Linked DNA regions of Homo sapiens: region 1 is linked to region 2. The links are chromatin loops, found by intact Hi-C in ENCODE. Cell type or tissue: stomach. All regions are shown on one strand. Each heading gives the region's core, and the rest is flanking DNA. Links, peaks and the distances in the headings are about the cores only. Region 1 has its middle 8.2 kb from the start of FXN. Region 2 overlaps TMEM252-DT (TMEM252 divergent transcript).

The links. Peaks named below come from ENCODE experiments on the same cell type or tissue, not always from the same donor. Only the 100,000 strongest peaks of a DNase experiment are listed, where the experiment ranks them.
Region 1: it touches region 2 in a loop (4-fold over the local background); 56 of 110 quality-filtered maps call a loop at or near these places.

Annotation. Positions count from the first base shown.
Region 1 is chr9:69,025,378-69,029,766 of GRCh38, forward strand. No RefSeq gene overlaps it. Among named protein-coding and RNA genes, the nearest start is that of FXN, 8.2 kb to the right of the region's middle. In stomach, for the core only: CTCF peaks have their summits at 2,425 (motif pointing left) and 2,627; a DNase peak (open chromatin) is centred at 2,444.
Region 2 is chr9:68,592,812-68,597,200 of GRCh38, forward strand. All of the region lies in intron 2 of TMEM252-DT (TMEM252 divergent transcript), which reads left to right. Among named protein-coding and RNA genes, the nearest start is that of LINC01506, 48 kb to the left of the region's middle. RefSeq lists enhancers at 2,763-3,263, 3,264-3,764. In stomach, for the core only: no CTCF peak of the experiment used is centred there; no DNase peak of the experiment used is centred there.

The sequences.
Region 1 (4,389 bases), core at 217-4,216, 430 kb after region 2:
TGTCTTGTTCACTGCTGTATAATCGGCACCTAGAACAGTGCCTGACACACAGTAGGGCTTCATTAATATTTGTTAAATGGTGAGTGATGTGCCACCATAAGAAATTAGCCTGGGCCAGGTGTGATGTCTCACGCCTGTAATCCTAACACTTTAGGAGGCTGAGGTGGGTGGATCACCTGAGGTCAGGAGTTCGAGACCAGCCTGGCTAATATGGTGAAACCCTGTCTCTACTAAAAATACAAAAAATTAGCTGGGTGTGGTAGCGGGCACCCATAGTCTCAGCTACTCGGGAGGCTGAGGCAGGAGACTCGCTTGAACCCGGGAGATGGAGGTTGCCATGAGCTGAGATCGCACCATTGCACTCCAGCCTGGGCAACAAGAGTGAAACTTCATCTCAAAAAAAAAAAAAAAATTAGCCTGAGTTCTCTCAGAATATCATAGCATAAGTCCTGTTCCCACTTTCTAAAAACGTTTGTACTTGATTCTCACAATCTAGGAGGAAAACATGGCAGTGTTTGTATCCCCATTTCATCCATGAGGAAACTAAAATCCAGGGAAGTTCAGGTCTTCTTGCCCAGGGTCGACCAATGGTATGGTGGGTCTAGGACAGGTGGCCCTTTCTTTTGCATACAGCCTCCCCCTGATGCCCCATAACTCCCACCTCATCCCACCGGGTGCCCTGCTGCCTGGTGCAGCATTTAGCATTACTGGCAAGTCACAATCATCACAGATGAGCGAAGTTCATAGAGCTTTCATTCAGCGAAGCCAGGCAGGATGGGATGAAAGAGGGGAGCCAAGAAGCCTGGAGAGAAGACACCATGTGAATGCTCTGGCCTGATTCTCCTTTCCCTGCAACCAGTGACTCTCCACTATGCAACAGTGTCAGGCTCAGAGACTCAAGCCCAGTCTGCCTGTTAGTGTTCTATAATAAGCAGGGAATGGGTCAGGCATGGTGGCTCACACCTGTAATCCTATCACTTTGGGAGGCTGAGGTGGGTGGATCTCCTGAGGTCCGGAGTTCGAGACCAGGCTGGCGAACATGGCAAAACCCTGTCTCTTCTAAAAATTCAAAAATCAGCCAGGCGTGGTGGCGTGCACCTGTAATCCCAGCTACTCAGGAGGCTGAGGCAAGAGAATTGCTTGAACCTAGGGGGCGGAGGTTGCAGTGAGCCAAGATCGCACCACTTCACTCCAGCCTAGGTGAAACAGCAAAACTCCAACTCAAAAAAAAAAAAAAAAGCAGGGAATGGAGAGCAAGCAATTATCCCCCACAGATGGGAGACGGCTGTGCCCCCGCCTTAGACTGAATCACTCTGAAACCCCAAAATAACCCTTTCCAGAGTCCCAGGCCCCCAGACATAGACGTTCTCTGTTGGACAATGCAGTCCCACAGACGGATCTAGGCTGTTCTTAAAGTGGTTTTCCAAGTAAAGGCACTTGTCTCCCCGTGAGGCGAGGGCCATCAAAGCTCCTTTTCCCTCAACGCCTACCAAGCCACAACCTATTTTAACAACACACACATAAATTAGCTCAGTTCATCAACAAGATCACCTCTGAATAGTAGATGTAGAAGGTTGAAGGATAGCAACAAAGATGCTAGTTATACTTTCACGTGGAATTCCTGACCCTATATTCTGGTACCATATTGCCTAAGGCAAGAGACAAGGCAAGACGGGTTCCTCCAGCAAGGGGCACATCAGGTCCCTGAGCACTGGAAGAAAGTAGTGATGGTGTTGATACTTGCATCAGGTCAGAGGCAGAGAAGAGAACTGGCCTGCAGTGATGGCCAAGGGTGAAGGTAGGGGTACTGGCTCCCCTCTTCTCCCCTAACTCTTGTCAAGGCCACCCACTCCTCTGTCCTGCCTAGAATGTGAAGGGAGGCACCCAGCTCAGCTGCAGGGTCCTGACTTCCCGGTGATCTGCACTAGCCTGCAGTCCCCTGAAAGCCCAGACCTGGATGTGTGTGCCTGGCCACCAAAGTGGCCCCGGGGTGCCCTCTGTGACCACAGGTGTATAAACATGCCTCTTAAAAGACACCATGACCAACCATGAGGCCAAGTGTGGGGCTAGCATTCGCTGATGTCTGTGTTTTGCACATACTAATTCACTTCATCCTCATGGAAATCTCTGAGGTAAAGAAGTATTTGCTTTAATTTACAGATGAAGAAACTGAAACTCAGGTTAAAAATAGACCAAGGACACACAGGTAGTTGAGGGGCAGAGCAGGGATTTGAACACTGTTATGAAAATTATCTAAAACTTGGAAGTAAGGCAAAAAGATTGCTTTGAATATTTAATTCAAAGTTAGACCAGAATAGTGGTTCTCAACCAGGGGCAATTTTACTCCTTAGGGGACCTTTTCACAATGTCTGGAGACATTTTTGATTGTCACTATTGAATGGGAGAGCAGATACTACTGCCATCTAGTGGGTGGAGACCAAGAATGCTGCTAAACCACCTTACAATGCATGGGACAACCACCACGACAGAGTTAGCCATGTGTTGCTTAACAACAGGGATACATTCTGGGAAATGCATCATTAGGTGATTTTGTGATCTTGCGAACATCATAGAGTGTACTTACACAAAGCTAGATGGTCTAGCCTACTATACGCCTAGGCTATACAGTCTAGCCTACTGCTCCTAGGCTATAAACCTGTACAGCATGTTACCATACTGAATACTATAGTCAATTGTACTACAGTAGTTAAGTATTTATGTATCTAACATATCTAAGCACAGAGAAAGTACAGTAAAAAAATATAATCTTAGGGGACCATTATCACATATGTGGTCCATCACTGACTGAAACAGCATTATGCAGCACATGACTATAATCAGTAGAAACATCAGTAAATAGTCACCATTGAGAAACTCTGTTCCAGCACAGTGTGACTATGCTCGACTTATTATTTGCCATTAATTAGGTCTCAAGGATGTCAATTTTTAGAAGACAATAAACAAAAAAATTAAAATAAAAAAATAAACAGCAAGCACAGTAGCTGATGCTTTTAATCCCAAAACTTTGGGAGGCCAAGGCAGCCTGGCCAACATGATGAAACCTCGTCTCTACTAAAAATACAAATATTAGCCAGGCTTGGTGGCACATGCCTGTAATCTCAGCTACTCAGGAGGCTAAGGCAGAAGAATTGCTTGAACCTGGGAGGCGGAGGTTGCAGTGAGCCGAGATCACGCCATTGCACTCCAGCCTGGGTGACAAAACTCCGTCTCAAAATAAATAAATAAACAAAAGAGAAAAGAATGTCAGCTTGTAGAAAACTGGTAAGATGCAAATGACTCTTGTCTAAGAAAGTAACCCCAAAGACTATAGTTTTATAGACCTGAAGGACACTACCCAGTTGTGTATCTCACTTAGCAATCTTACGCCAGAATGCTCTTTTTATCACTGACTATTATAGATCAGTTTCTTCCAGCTTCCTTTAAACCAGTTTGCCTTCCTGCTGGCTCCCTCTTGTATTTTGCTAGGGCTGCCATAACAAAATACCACAGACTGGCTGGCTTAAACCACAGAAATCTATTTTCTCAGAGTTCTGGATAATGGAAGTTCAAGATCAAGGTGCTGGCAGGGTTGGTTTCCTCTGAGGCCTCTCCCTGTGGCTTGCAGGGGGCCGCCCTCTTGCTGCCTCTTCCTGTGGTCTTTTCTCTGTGCACATGTGTTCCTGGTGTTTCTTTCTCATTTTATAAAGACACCACTCCTTTCACATTAGGACCTACACTTGAGACCTCATTTAACCTTAATTACTTTTTTTTTTTTTGAGACGGAGTCTTGCTCTGTCGCCAGACTGGAGTGCAGTGGCGCGATCTCAGCTCACTGCAACCTCCGCCTCCTGGGTTCAAGTGATTCTACTGCCTCAGCCTCCTGAGTAGCTGGGATTACAGGCATCCGCCACCATGCCCAGCTAATTTTTTTTTTCTTTGTATTTTTAGTTGAGACGGGGTTTCACCATGTTGGCCAGGCTGGTCTCGAACTCCTGACCTCAAGTGATCCACCTGCCTCGGCCTCCCAAAGTGCTGGGATTACAGGCATGAGCCACCATGCCTGGCCAACCTTAATTACTTCTTTAAAGGCTTTATCTCCAAATATAGTCATATTCTGAGTGTCCTGGCAGTTAAAATTTCAACCTATGGACTTTGGGAGAACACACTTCAGTACCTAAAACTCCACTAATTATTTAATCTTTGATGCATGCTCACTACAAATTTGCATGAGAATTGTTTTTAACTTTTTGAAAATTATGCTTTGCAAATACATTTGTCTAAGCCCACAAAGTCTACTTGTTTCTACTATACTATACTTCTTGCATGCTGGACAGATAGAGCCAATTCACTGAGACAGCAGTATTGCAGTAAAGAAACAGTTTAATTAAG
Region 2 (4,389 bases), core at 240-4,239:
TGATTTATAGTCCTTTGGGTATATACCCAGTAATGGGATGGCTGGGTCAAATGGTATTTCTAGTTCTAGATCCCTGAGGAATCGCCACACTGACTTCCACAATGGTTGAACTAGTTTACAGTCCCACCAACAGTGTAAAAGTGTTCCTATTTCTCCACATCCTCTCCAGCACCTGTTGTTTCCTGACTTTTTAATGATTGCCATTCTAACTGGTGTGAGATGGTATCTCATTGTGGTTTTGATTTGCATTTCTCTGATGGCCAGTGATGATGAGCATTTGAACAGGCATCCTACAAAATGGGAGAAAATTTTTGCAACCTACTCATCTGACAAGGGCTAATATCCAGAATCTACAATGAACTCAAACAAATTTACAAGAAAAAAACAAACAACCCCATCAAAAAGTGGGCGAAGGACATGAACAGACACTTCTCAAAAGAAGACGTTTATGCAGCCAAAAAACACATGGATTTATCTACCTTTGATCTTTGATGTTGGTGACCTTTGGATGGGTTTTTGTGTGGATGTCCTTTTTGTTGATGTTCATGCTATTCCTTTCTGTTTGTTAGTTTTCCTTCTAACAGTCAGGACCCTCTGCTGCAGGTCTGCTGGAGTTTGCTGGGGATCCACTCCAGACCGTGTTTGCCTGGTATCACCAACAGAGGCTGCAAAACAGCAAAGATTGCTGCCTGTTCCTTCCTCTGGATGCTTTGTCCCAGAGGGGCACCTGCCAGATGCCAGCCAGAGCTCTCCTGTATGAGGTGTCTGTCAATCCCTGCTGGGAGGTGTCTCCCAGCCAGGAGTCACAGGGGTCTGGGACCCACTTGAGGAGGCAGTCTGTCCCTTAGCAGAGCTTGAGCACTGTGCTGGGAGATCCACTGTTCTCTTCAGAGCCAGCAGGCAGGAACCTTTAAGTCTGCTGAAGCTGCGCCCACAGCCACCCCTTCCCCCAGGTGCTCTGTCCCAGGGAGATGGGAGTTTTATCTACAAGCCCCTGACGGGGCTACTGCCTTTCTTTCAGAGATGCCCTACCCATAGAGGAGGAATCTAGAGAGGCAGTGTGGCTACAGTGGCTTTGCCAAGCTGCAGTCAGCTCTGCCCAGTTTGAACTTCCTGGCAGCTTTGTTTACACTGTGAGGGGGAAACCACCTACTCAAGCCTCAGTAATGGCGGATGCCCCTCCCACCACCAAGCTTGAGCATCCCAGGTCAACTTCAGACTGCTGTGCTGGCAGCAAGAATTTCAAGCCATTGGATCTTAGCTTGCTGGGCTCCATGGCAGTGGGATCCACTAAGCTAGACCACTTGGCTCCCTGGCTTCAGCCCCATCTCCAGGGGAGTGAACAGTTCTGTCTCTCTGGTGTTCCAGGTGCCACTGGGGTATGAAAAAAAAAAAAAACTCCTGCAGCTAGCTCGGTGCCTGCCCAAAATGGCTGCCCAGTTTTGTGTTTGAAATCTAAGGCCCTGGTGATTTAGGCACCCGAGGGAATCTCCTGGTCTGTGGGTTGTGAAGACCGTGGGAAAAGCATAGTATCTGGGCCGGGATGCACCGTCCCTCATGGCACAGTCCCTCACAGCTTCTATTGGCTAGGGGAGGGAGTTCCCCAACCCCTTGCACTTCCCAGGTGAGGCGACGCCCCACCCTGCTTTGACTAGCCCTCCATGGGCTGCACCCACTGTCTAACCTGTCCCAATGAGATGAGCCGGGTACCTCAGTTGGGAATGCAGAAATCAGCTGCCTTCTGCGTTGAGCTCGCTGGGAGCTGTAGACCAGAGCTATTCCCATTCGGCCATCTTGCCAACCACTGCATGGGCTTTATATCTTTTGCATTTCAAGGGTTTGTTTAGGTAGAACCTTCTGATTTTTTTTTTTTTTTTTTTTTTTGAGACAGAGTTTCACTCTTGTCGCCCAGGCTGGAGTGCAACGGTGCGATCTCGGCTCACTGCAGCCCCTACCTCCAGGGTTCAAATGATTCTTTCCTGCCTCAGACTTCCGAGTAGCTGGGACTACAGGCGTGTGCCACCACGCCCAAGTAGTTTTTGTATTTTTAGTAGAGACAGGGTTTCACCATGTTGGTCAGGCTGGTCTCGAACTCCTGACCTCAGGTGATCTGCCTGCCTCAGCCTCCCAAAGTGCTGGGATTACAGGTGTGAGCCACTGCACCCGGCTGTCTTCTGATCTTTTTAAACAGGATGTTCTCATGATACGATTTCTATCCATCTGTTCTTACCCTAGATTCTCAAGGCTGAATAAAGAACTGGTCAGGTGGAATTGCTGCTTTCACGTAATCTTGAACTTCTCTGCTTTGCTTTTGGAATGAAATGCCGTGGCTCCAAACTGTCCCTGGTCAGGGTCCTCCCTCACAGCATTACTCCAACCATCTTCTCTGTCCCAGCTTATTCTATTTCTCAACTCCCAGGCTTAACCTGCCTAGACCTCTTCCTCATCCTTGATCATCCTCTGTGTGTGGGGGGTCCCAGGCTTTTGCTGAGTTTACCTCCACCACCTGGTGTGCCTGCTCTTTCTGGCCTCACCTGGTAACATCTCCATTCTTCCAGGCCACTTCAAATGCCCCTTCGTTTGGAGCCTTTCCTGAAGCCCAATAGGACATGAGCTCTGCAATGTTTGTAATGAAGGAGTAATGAAGCCAGATGTTGCCTCACGTGGTTCCCTGCTTTTCCTACAATGCAGTTTGAGTCTTTTTTAGAAACAGCGATCACCTCTGCAAACAACCAGCAACCCCACTGGTGCAGTGGGCATTTATAATGTTGAGTAACATAGTTTAGCCAAAAATACATACAATAAAGAAGAACTGGCCTCATACCAACATATTTCATGATGATTCAGAGATTATTAAGTGGTGCCAATTTCAAAAGCCTATCTGAGCACACAATTTCATTGCAGGGTTGTCCAATCTTTTGGCTTCGCTGGGCCACATCGGAAGAAGAAGAATTGTCTTGAGCCACCTGTAAAATACACAAACACTAATGATAGCTGATGAGCTAAAAAAAAAAAAAAAAAAAAAAAAATCGCAAAAAAATCTCATGTTTTAAGAAAGTTTACAAATTTGTATTGGGCCATATTCAAGCCATCCTGGGTCACATGTGGCCTGTGGGCTGTGGATTGGACAAGCTTGCTCTAGAGCCATAGACAAGGTTTGTTGGTGGTGTAGGACGACAAGAAAAGGTGACCTGGGCCCCATCACACGCAGGGCCAAGAGGAGCAGCTCCACTCTGCAGGCCCCACCCCCGCCACTCATGCAAATGAAGCTGTCCTCAGGCCTAGCAACTTGCCCTCTGCCCTCTTCAGCCTCAATACTATGCTGGCCTCTGTGCTGTCCTGGCCAATGGAGATGGGGACAAGGGGCTCCCCAGGGCAGCTGGAAGTCAGCTCCTGCTAGATCACTACTCCCTCCCACCCAGCTGATGGGGAGAATCTCTGGTGGAGCCATCCATTTTCTGGCTCTGTCTTACAGCCCAACCAGTGACATTGCCATCTTCTCCCATTTTCCAAGCTCCTCCCAGCCCCCTCCCCAGGCGTCCCCTCTGTCAGGTAGTGAGGGTCTCCTTGGGAGGCAAGCAACCAGTAAGGACAGTCAGGGCCACTTCTGGGTTGGAGGGAGGCAGACCCTGATCCAGAGGGAGTCCTGCTCATGGGTCCTCCAATGCTGCATGTGATTCCCCACTCTTTCCACAGTGCTCATGCTGTGACCCCCACCTGGAACCCCCCTACCTTAATTTCATCCCAACTCCTACCCATCCTCCAAGGCTGGCTGAGGTCTCACCTACCCTAGGGGCTTCTTGACCATTTCCCAGCCGCAGAGCATCTGTCTCCTCGTACTCTCGGCTCTGGCTTTCATTTATTTAGTCTAGAGCTAAAGCACATGGGCTATAGTCAGGCTGCCGGGACCCAGGCTGTGTGACCCTGGACAACTTACCCACAGTGTCCTCAGTTTTCGTATTTGTAAAATGGGAATACTCATTGTGCCTACCTTGTAGGGTTATTGTGAAAATTAAATGAACTGGGCCATAGGTCCAGCTACATACTAAGAACTTCATACATCTTATCTTTTCTCTGGATAGCCTGTATTTTTCAGGTCAGTTTATTGTTATTTAACTTTACATAGTTTACATATTGTCTTCTTAATGAGATTAGAGGTCCTCTGAGTGCTATAAGTAAGCTGTTGATGGTGCCTCTTTGTAGTCTTCACAGCACCTAGCCAGTAACCTACACACAGTAGGTGCTTAATACTTATTGTTTAAATTCAATATAGTGCTAGCAGTGTCATGTGGTCTGCAAAATAGATCATACCAAAATGTAAGTCATGGATCAGTATAACTCCCAAAGGCTTCTAGTTTCAGGTAGACTTTGCTGCAACACAAACCAGCC